Regions from separate parts of the Mus musculus genome. Here region 1 is linked to region 2. A link is a loop called in an ENCODE intact Hi-C map of the cell type or tissue named here. Cell type or tissue: left cerebral cortex. All regions are shown on one strand. Each heading gives the region's core, and the rest is flanking DNA. Links, peaks and the distances in the headings are about the cores only. Region 1 overlaps Cym (chymosin). Region 2 has its middle 16 kb from the start of Rbm15.

Evidence for each region. Peaks named below come from ENCODE experiments on the same cell type or tissue, not always from the same donor. Only the 100,000 strongest peaks of a DNase experiment are listed, where the experiment ranks them.
Region 1: a loop joins it to region 2, with 2.4 times the contacts of the local background. A loop is called at or near these places in 6 of 42 quality-filtered maps.

Annotation. Positions count from the first base shown.
Region 1 is chr3:107,212,522-107,217,901 of GRCm38, reverse strand. It overlaps Cym (chymosin), which reads left to right. Exons shown (of 9, transcript NM_001111143.1): 5 at 1,777-1,976; 6 at 3,578-3,691; 7 at 4,379-4,523; 8 at 5,030-5,128. Among named protein-coding and RNA genes, the nearest start is that of Cym, 6.5 kb to the left of the region's middle. In left cerebral cortex, for the core only: no CTCF peak of the experiment used is centred there; a DNase peak (open chromatin) is centred at 3,094.
Region 2 is chr3:107,346,335-107,351,714 of GRCm38, reverse strand. No RefSeq gene overlaps it. Among named protein-coding and RNA genes, the nearest start is that of Rbm15, 16 kb to the right of the region's middle. In left cerebral cortex, for the core only: no CTCF peak of the experiment used is centred there; a DNase peak (open chromatin) is centred at 2,544.

The DNA of each region.
Region 1 (5,380 bases), core at 210-5,209, 130 kb after region 2:
GAATGCTTCCCCAGTTCCTGGTGTTCATGTTTCCATCTTGGCCAGACTTCTGGACTTGGGTCACTCACTCCACACACATTCTGCATTTGGTCCCATCATCTGTACTAACCTTTCCTTTGACCTGTTTTGCCCCAGTCTTTGCTTCTCTGCAGAACGTTACTCTATCAATGAGGTCTTTCCAGCATCCTATAAAACCACACGCTGCCTATGGCTTTACCCTGATTTGTCTTTCTTCTGAGGGCTCATCGCTCCTGACATGTTCTTGTTCTATATCATTGCTTTTAAAATCCACGATTGGCCTTTCCTGTTAGATTAAAGGTTACTCAAGGCAGGGACTTTCTTTTAGCCATTGCTATATCCTTAAAGCCTTACACACGGCACATCAGAGCTCCTCAGTAATAGTTTGTTGGTTGAGAGAAAGAGAATTGAGTTATTCCTTAGTACTTAGCCATTGCTCATTTATTCACATCATGAATGTTTGCTCTAAGAAAGATATAGTGTGGGACAAGTGGAGAGAGGACCTGCTTGCTGAATGCTGTCTAGAGAAAGGCATTCAGGTGGCCTTGTGAGAGCAAAGTCTACACAAAAGATAAGTCAGATGGCTTTGAAGGTGCCAAGTACGGCATGAAGAAAACAAAACTAGAACGTATGGAAGAACACTTTGGTGGACATGGTTGCCTGTGGCAAGCTGGAACCCATACGATACACTTCAGGAAGCCAGGCCAGAGATGATCTGGGGTCAGCACTGCAGAAGAGCTGATTGCAAAAATCCTGGGACAGGGAGGAGCTAGAGCAGTTGAGGAAGGAGACAGAGGTCAGCATTGGGGGTGGGGGTGGGGATAAGCTAAGGGTGGAGGATGGGAAAAGTTGTGAGAGGCAGGACGAGAAGCAATGATTCTGTTCCGTGTCTACTAAGATGCAGGAGGCAGTTGTAGCCTGTGTGGCAGGTTTGATATCAGGTTTTAAAGTTCACATTTGCTGCCCGGTGTGGAGACTAATTAGTTTTATGGGACAGAGCAGAGGTTGGAGACCTGCTTCAGCTCTGTGTGTGGCTCAGAGCACACATCTACCCTCTGGGGAAATGGGCAAAAGAAGAACAATTTTCTTTAGTGTGGTAAATAACTCTTCAGTAAACAGACATTCAGTGACTGCACAATGGTTGTTCAGCTATTTGGCTTAGGCACTGATTGGAGATTCAGGCATTATTATTCTGTCTATCAGATAAGGGCCTGGGGCCTGGAGAGGAGCTTATTCAAGCCCAGTCAGCAAGTGACTGAATAGGGACCCACGTGGTACCTGCTTTGTGCACGGCAATGCCCATGGGAGGACCACGGGAGAGGACCACAACTCCAAGGTGCAGCTGTTTCTGCAGGCAGCCTTAGAGCCATCATCAGCCAGCCTACTTCCTTTGGGCTTGTGCCCGACATGAGACCTGTGTCTGCACCAACACTGTCCCCTCTTCCTCGTCCAGGCTCAGCAGAGCAGTTCTTCAAAAGCAAGCAGAGAACATGGAGGACCCAGCCCATTCCAGTCTCTTAAGTTAAAACTAACCCTGTGTTATCTATCAAAGTGAAGGCAGGACAGCAAGGGCTGGCATTCTGACTCTGGCCTGTGATCCCACACTGGCTGCCCCTATCCCTGGGATTCTCCCTCTCTGGCCGCAGAAGCTCCCAGGGGGAAATCATCACGACAGTTTCTTTCTTTCTTTCTTTCTTTCTTTCTTTCTTTCTTTCTTTCTTTCTTTCTTTCTTTCTTTCTTTTTTTTTATCTTTCCAGGTCTCTGATATTGTAGTGTCCCATCAGACTGTGGGCCTGAGTACCCAGGAACCGGGCGACATCTTCACCTACTCTCCATTTGATGGCATCCTGGGCCTGGCCTATCCTACTTTTGCCTCCAAATACTCAGTACCCATATTTGACAACATGATGAACAGGCACCTGGTGGCCCAAGACCTGTTCTCCGTTTACATGAGCAGGTAGGGGCTGCACACACCAAAGGTCTGACTGATATCTGGTAAGCACTGTTGGCTAAGGTGAATGTCTTCCCCTTGGAGACACTACTTGCGAAGGTACATCCAACTATCCAAACTATCTCCATCCTGGTTTCTGGGCACCTCCGACCTTCTGTCCAAAGACCTTACTGGAATCATTCATGCAACTAGAGTTTACTGGGCCAAAGATGAGATGATTTCCATCCTATATCTCGATCCCCCACAAAAAGCTAAGCCTTACTGGGGATGTGTTAGAGGGCTTGCACGTGCTAGGTCCCAGGTTCAGTCTCTGGCACTACAAATAACAACAGAAACAAAGCCTGTTTCCATCTCTAGATAAGGGCTTTTAACCTGTTCTTCCTAAGAGAAAGGGTCTCCACATCATCTGTCAATGTCTTTGAGATCCTCAATCCCAAAGAGTCCAGGGTTCTCCTTCCACCAGAGAGAGAAGGAGGGTTGCTTACTCAGGAATGTGTGTCGGAGCCAGGCTTCAATCCCAGATACAATGTTGCTGCTTTATTTTCCTGCTCCTTGTGATGACCTAGCTCCTCTCAGACTTGGGGGTAGGTGGCAACACAAGGAGAAAGAGACCACCCCCAGGATAGGAAGCTGAAGAGAGGAGACCCCATGGACAGAGTAAGGTACATTTCATTCATGCATGCATTTAGATATTCATTCATTCATTCATTCATTCATTCATGTACTCCATGCATATTTGCTGGGCCTTTATATGCAGGGGTTAGGCCAGGACATGGGTATACATATAACCAAACAAAACAAGCTAGAAGATATATTCTAGCAAGGGAAAGAGACAGCACACAGCTCTTCACATTGTAATCAAGCAGCTGAGAGAAGGGTGTCGCAGCAAAGAACAGGGCAGATGGGTGCCTTAAAGCATGGGATGTCCACTCTGACAATGTGCATGCATGCCTGTGTGTACGTGTGTGAACATGCACACAGGACAAGGCAGGACATGATTCATTGATGGTGAGTGAGAATTATCAAGGCGTGGGGAGGAGAGCCAGTGCATTTTAGGCAGCAGGTTCTATGCTCTAGAACCTGGAGGTAGGAGGGGCTCACGTTCTGGGTGTGGGTGTGGGTGTGGAACAGTGTGGATAGATGAGACAGTGAATGAGTGTGTCCCAGTAAGCATTACGCATGCAACCATATCCCCGAGGGAGCAGAAGGGATCTGGCTCTGGGAGGCAGTTTTAATTCAAAGTGTGGGGCCTTGTTGAAGACCTTCCAGGGGTGGAGGTTCATTGGGCTGCTGGGAGGGTCTGAGGATAGCATGTCAGAACCTGGTGGTCCCCTGACCTGTGTGGAGTGTTGCTCCCTCCCCTATGGCAGTGCTGACTCAGGGCTGTGAGGCTGAAAGGAGCAGGAAAGCCCGTCGAGTCTCAGTGAAGCCTGCCAGAGGGAGAGGCTGCTGAGGTCGCCCTGTTGGGTTGGGAGAGAGGCAGTGAAAGGCCTCTAGGTCTCCACCCATCTGCCTCGGGGATGCCTCGGGGATGCCTCGGGGATGGGACTGGGCCCTCTTCCCCAGCTGGGGGTCTGCTGCTACAGAGAGGTCTTTCTCCCTTCCAGGAATGAGCAGGGGAGCATGCTCACACTGGGGGCCATCGATCAGTCCTACTTCATAGGCTCACTGCACTGGGTGCCTGTGACAGTACAGGGATATTGGCAGTTCACAGTGGACAGGTAGGTGAGCAGAACCTAGAGGCTGACTCTTGGTGTGTGGATAGGGGGGCTCAGTAGCTGTGAGATTATTGGTTGATTCTGACAGCTAGCTGGGATGTCAGCATCCCTTGCAAGGGGTTATTGTTGTATATGCAACCTTGCACTGATTGCCTCTTTCCCAGAGGCACCGTGCTGAGCAGTTCTATGGCTGTCTCATTGGTTGCCCCTGAACCTGTAGGAGGTGGGTGCCAGTATTGCCCTCAGAGTGTAGGTTATAGACTTATGATTTGGGCCTCATGACCATCGTCTGAGGAAGCCAACTCATGGATTACTCATGAGAAGCCCAAGGATATACAAATGGTGGGAGACTTATCTGAGACAGGTATTGCTTAAACAGCAGAGAAAACTTGAAACTGGATCTTTAGGCAGCTAGTGAGTCTTCAGTCCACCCACGGGATGATGTGCAGGTGGATTGTTTTGTTGTTTTTTGGGATCCTTGCAATTTGAGCTGTTCTCAATTCAGCCACCAATTGAGGGGGAAGAGCTCAGTCTTTGATCTTGGGAAGTTTTGGCGGTTCTAAGAAGAGGCTCAAAGGAGGGATTTGGACTTCCCTTCTTCCTTGAGGATTCTGACATGGGTAGGAAGGACCCGGGGGAGAAGGCTGGTTATAGGTTGGTACCCTGAAGCCCTTCTATTTAATTTTCTAGGATCACAATCAATGGTGAAGTGGTGGCTTGTCAAGGTGGCTGCCCTGCCGTTCTGGACACAGGCACTGCCCTGTTGACGGGGCCTGGTAGAGACATCCTCAATATTCAGCAAGTCATTGGAGCTGTGCAAGGCCATAATGACCAGGTAAGGTCAGGTCCTCCCCTTACTTCCAGAAACTCCCTGAATCAAGAGCCCCTTTCTACACAGAAGAAATGTTGAAGGAGAATGTTGGGTGAGCCCATTTGTTAAAAGTGGCCAATGCTTTCCTTCCAGCGTTGGTCTGCCCTTGCTGTGAGAGCTTTATGCTTCCTTTGCATGGTGGCTATCATCTGTTTCCTGGTCCTGAGAGCCTATGCCTTTTGTGGCTTGGTAACCTTTGCTGCACCTTCTTGTTCTACTCAGTCCACCGCTACCACCAGTCAACCCCTCTCCCTTTTTCCTGAGATACTTGTACACTTTGGCTAGTCATATAAGGAAGACACTGTCCATGTGTTGCTGAAAGCTGATACCTCCAGTGGGACTATGTTTTGAGACCCGGCCCCATCTGGACAGCCTCCATTTCCCTTGAGAAGAGTCATACATTGTGGAGGAAGGAGTTCTGTACCATCAGTGCCTCTTTTAATAAGTGACATTCTTCTTTCTTCTCTTAGTTTGACATCGACTGCTGGAGGCTGGACATCATGCCCACCGTTGTCTTTGAGATCCATGGTAGGGAGTTCCCACTGCCACCCTACGCTTATACCAACCAGGTATGCACTTCCAGAGATGCTCTGGGTCTATCTAGCATCCCTTCCCCCTGGAACTTTGATGAAGACTAATGGTGTGGGCCAGACCAAGAATACCAGGCCTCTTGGATGGGTCACAGTATTTATCATTGACCTTCTTTGTGTGGCCACTATAGAGTCTTGCTGAGAGAAACAGAAAACAGGAAGGACAGTGGAGGAAGGATATAAATTGGATCCAAACTACCCATCAGGGCCTCTATCCACTGTTCAAGTTTC
Region 2 (5,380 bases), core at 285-5,284:
ATATCTTGGCCTGAATATCTCCTGAGCCCCGACTATAAATATGTGTGTTCTCCCTCCTAGGATGACCATCGTGTGGAAATAATTCATAGCCCAGTTAGAAATGGGAGGAAAACAAGATAATGTCCATTTTTCTAAAATGAGGGTAGGGTGGGGCTGGGCTGTGAGATGATCCAGCGGCTAAGAGCGTTTGCAGCACAAGACTACTGATTTGATCCCTGGAACCCACTGTGGAAGGAGAGAGCTGATTCATGAAAGCTGTCTTCTGACCTCCACTCGTGTGCTGTGGCACCTGTACTCACACACATCATTCATGGATACACACACACACACACACACACACACACACACACACACACACCTATTAGTGGCACTAGTAATAAATGATAAAATCAGAGAATAGGTCAAAGCAGAGGGACCAGATGGAATTTGCCAAAGACTGAATGAAAGGAGGACCTGTGGCTCCTGAGACTAAGAGTGGTCATGCTCTCTGCCACAGTGGCCCAGCTCAAGGCTCAATGAAGCAGAAACACACAGACTCAGCCTTCTTGGTTTTCTTATCCCAGGACATTTCTGAAGGGATGGGGATCCTAACCTGAGAGCCCCCAAGGGTCTGGCTGAGTTTGGTTTAAATTGCAACTTGATCTTTTCTTCTTGAGTCTCTTCCTTTCCTTCTACAAGTGTCCATCTCAAAGCCACACCTTAAGAAACACTCTGCATAATAAACACTGCTTCAGAGCTCACTTCCCAGGAGACCCAATAGTGGAAAGTTAGAAGAATAGGTGCCCATTAGGAATGGTCAAGAGGTAGGAAAGTTAGATGCAGGATTAGGGAATGACTGAATAGATAGGGCATGTACAATGAGTGGGAGCAAGGGGAAAGAGGATGCAAAAAGATCATCAGGAAGACTAAGGTCAGAAAGAGCTGCACCAGGGTGACAGCAGATGAACTGAGGCCACAAACCAAATCCAAGAATAAGAAATGACAAGGACTGGCTGGAGAGATGGTTCAGTGGTTAAGAACACTCACTACTCTTCTGAAGGTCCCAAGTTCAGTTCCCAACACCAACATGACATCTCACAACTGTCTGATATGATTTTCTGTTGTGTAGAAGATGTTCATGCAAACAAAGTACCCATATACATAAAATACACAAAGTAAATCTAAAAGTAAATAAATAAATTAAAAATGCACTTCAAAAAGCCGGGCGTGGTTGTGCACGCCTTTAATCCCAGCACTCGGGAGGCAGAGGCAGGCGGATTTCTGAGTTCGAGGCCAGCCTGGCCTACAAAGTGAGCTCCAGGACAGCCAGGGCTATACAGAGAAACCCTGTCTCGAAAAAAAAAAAATGCACTTCATAGAAAAAAAGAAATGAAAAGGTCACTTTTTTTTTTCAGAAAGGGAAACTCAAAGATATTTTTTGTCTTATTTTGTAAGAGTACAGGGAATGAGTGTTGTTATGATAAATTATATTTTAGAACTGAATTTGAGTTGAGGAGACCTTGTAGGAAGTTGTATATTAAAAAACAGAGAGGAAGATAAAAGGTCAGATGGGAAGAGGTCAACTGGGAGCTGTGTCAGATTGTATTTCCCAAAGACAGTCCAAAGTGTCTGTGGTGATGCAATATTCCAAAAATATCTCTTACATTTTAACAGACTGAAACTTTTGCTGGACCACACAGTTAGATTTAATAATACATCTTAAGGTCACAGAAATATTTAAGACTGCTAGCCTACTGTGACCTCAAACTGTTTAACCTGCCTTTAAGGGAACAATGTAACAATCAACCTTACAGCCTTGGATTTCCCTTGTGGACAGCTTTTAAAACCCAAGCTAATGCACAGTTGTAACATTGTGTACTCTTCAATGCCCCCAACCCAGGTAATGTGGGCACATCCTTTGCTGAAAGCAGCAAACAGAGAAGTTGAAAACAACTTCCTAGAATCTACATAAAGGTTGAAAGCAACCACTTATGAATATTAGTTGATAAACAATGAGGTTTGTTATTTGGTTTGTTGAGATCGCTGGAGTCAATGACTTAATGCCTTGTAAGACTCTGTTAAAGATTTCTGTAAAGTGTCTCATTCCTTTACCTATGTGATGTTTTCTATACTGTTCAATAAATCCTTTGTTAGAGACAGACACACAAGGACAGACAACACCTTTAGGCAGGCACAGGTTCAGACACATACAACAGGCAGACAGAGGATGGAAGATACAGGGAACGTGAAGCAGAGAGTTCAAATCTGGACTCACTCTTGGTTGAACTACTCTAGGAGGAAGGGCTTTTCTTTCTTTCCTTGATGCAACACTGAAGTATTTTTGATGTCTCAGAGTTAATCACTAATGCATTGTAATTGGCACAAATGTCTACCATCTCATATTCTCTATAGTGTGAACTGTCTGGGTCCCATCGAGAAGCGGAGTCTCATTCCCTACCCTGCTAGATATGGACAGGACTATGACTGCTTCCCTCAAGGAGTGCACAGAAGAGACATTGTGTGATTTCTGGGTCAAGGCCAGAAAAGCTGGGCAGCTTCTGCCTTGTGCCCTTGGAATGAGGCCAGATGCCATGTAAGAAGTCTCAGTATCCTCAAATGACTGTGCTGAAGAGGTTCTGTACATGAGATGACAGCTGGTACCAACTGACGACCATGAGTGAATATTCCACCCAGAAGAGATAACTAAAGCCCAGCCAACATCTGGCCTCAACGACACAGAAGAACTCGTGTGAAGTGCCTAATAGTGTCCTTCCCAAACTCCTACTCTGCAGATAGGAAAGTTTGTTGTGTAGTAAGGGGAACAGGGTCATAAACAGGAAAGAGTAGGACCTTGCCACTGCCCTGCACAGTGACCTCCTATCCTCCATCTTCTCTAGCCCCACTCCCCCACCCCCGAGCTCCCCATTTATCCTACCCCATTGGCTCCTACCTCCCACTTAGCTGCCAGGGGCTGTTCTTTTTTTTTTTCTGAGACAGGGTTTCTCTGTATAGCCCTGGCTGTCCTGGTACTCACTCTGTAGACCAGGCTGGCCTCGAACTCAGAAATCCGCAGGGGCTGTTCTTAAGCAGGTCCCAGCTAGTGTGATTGCATCACTCCCTTCTTGAAAATCTGGCTTTAAGTGGCCTTCAGAGGGCCTCAAGTTTCAGTATGTGTTATACTGTGGATAGTTTATTTTATGAGTCAACTTTACTGGACCAGAGTATATTCAGCCACCGGTCAAACTGTATTCTGGATGTAGCTGTGAAGATTTTTAAAAAGATGACATTAGCATTTGAACTAATTACCGAGTAAAACAACTGCGCATATGTAGGGGTAGGGAGGGGTCGCATGGACAACAGACCTGAGTGGAATAAAAAGGCTAAGAGGTGGGTACTCCTGCCTAAGGGCATTGGATAGGCATGAGCTTTTCCTGCCTTCAGACTCAAGAGAAAAACATTCATTTTTGTTGGGTCTCAAGTCTGACAGCATGAACATCCTTGGCTTCTTGTGCCTCAAACTTGCTGACTAGGTCTTGGGACCTCTCAACCACCATAACTGTGCCATCCAGGCTTTTGTTTGTTTATTTGTTTTGATTGTTTTGATTTGTTTTAGATGGAATTTGGCTATGGAGCCCAGACGGGCAGAAGTTTAACTCTTGCCTCACCCTTCTCTGTAAATGAGATTACAAGTATGTTTTACCAAATTTGCTCTGAACAAATTCCTTATAAGTAACACATATGTACCACATATGATAAAAACATATATGTCATGTAAATGCCATATGCATGGTATAACTAACCATATACCATGTTTTTTCATATACATATACATGGTATTTCTTTTTATTAAACATTTATTTATTTATTATATGTAAGTATGCCACAGACCCTCTGGGTCCCTTGTCTGCGTGGAACGAGTCTCTGGAGCAGGTGGGCAAGGCTTTGGCGGGAATTGACAGACAGACTGGATACAAGAGAGTGGGGAACTGAATGTAATTTGTCAAATCGAGCATCAAACTTTTTATACAGAAGAAAATAGGGAAGTTGGGTGACACACCGGCAAGGTACAAAGACGTTACTGGATTCTTACACAAAACAAAGGAATACAAATATGGAAGAACTGGCAGGAAGCAACTGGGATAAAACTCAACGTTAACAACTGGGATCAAAAACAGCTCCACCTGGGGCTGGTGAGATGGCTCAGTGGGTAAGAGCACCCGACTGCTCTTCCGAAGGTCTGGAGTTCAAATCCCAGCAACCACAAGGTGGCTCACAACCATCTGTAACAAGATCTAATGCCCTCTTCTGGATTGTATGAAGTCAGCTATAGTGTACTTACATATAATAAATAAATAAATCAAAAAAATAGCATAGTTTGAAAGCTATTGCAAACTATAAAAAAAAAACCCAAAAAACAAACAGCTCCACCTAAGGTCCACTTAATCTTAGAAGCCTGGGGCAAGGGCTTCTTGCCCTTGCCATAGTTCCTACTATAGTCTATTGTATAGTCCACCTTCCCCCTAGGCCATTGTAAATACTTGTTTGTGTATGGGTGTGACTCAGCTACCTATAGTTCTAAGAATCTACTCTGGTTCCTCTTTAGGTCACAAAATCTTTTTCTTCCTAGATAATGGTAAATTTCTGTGTAGGGCAGTGACTTAGCTATCCATGCCCAAGGTTGGATCAAGGACTGCCTATATGTCAAAATATCAATCCTTAGGAGCACTTGTAAGAAAGCAATATTAAGGGAAAGCACACAGATCCGTTTACCAACTAAAGCAAGGACATTGGAGGATTCTTTATACAGGATGCCACAATTCCAGAAGACTAAGTTTCTGTAAACTTTTTGCCTCAGGACAGCGCCCAGGTTGTCGTGCTTGTCACTACTGGAGTGGATGTAGCATAAGTACACTGTAGCTGTCTTCAGACACACTGGAAGAGGGCATCCGATCTCATTACAGATGGTTGTGAGCCACTGTGTGGTTGCTGGGATTTGAACTCAGGACCTCCAGAAGAGCAGTAGGTGCTCTTAGACGCTGAGCCATCTCTCCAGCCCTACATGATAGATATGTCTTATTGATTCCAATTTCTCTGGATCCCTGTGACTATAGAGACCAAGGCTTAGGAATTTCTTTTTAAAAACAAGGTCCTGGGCTGGTGAGATGGCTCAGTGGGTAAGAGCACCCGACTGCTCTTCTGAAGATCCAGAGTTCAAATCCCAGCAACCACATGGTGGCTCACAACCATCCATAACGAGATCTGACTCCCTCTTCTGGAGTGTCTGAAGACTGCTACAATGTATTTACATATAATAAATAAATAAATCTTAAAAAAAAAAAACAAAAAAAAAAACAAGGTCCTGCCGGGCAGTGGTGGTGCATGCCCCAGCACTTGGAAGGCA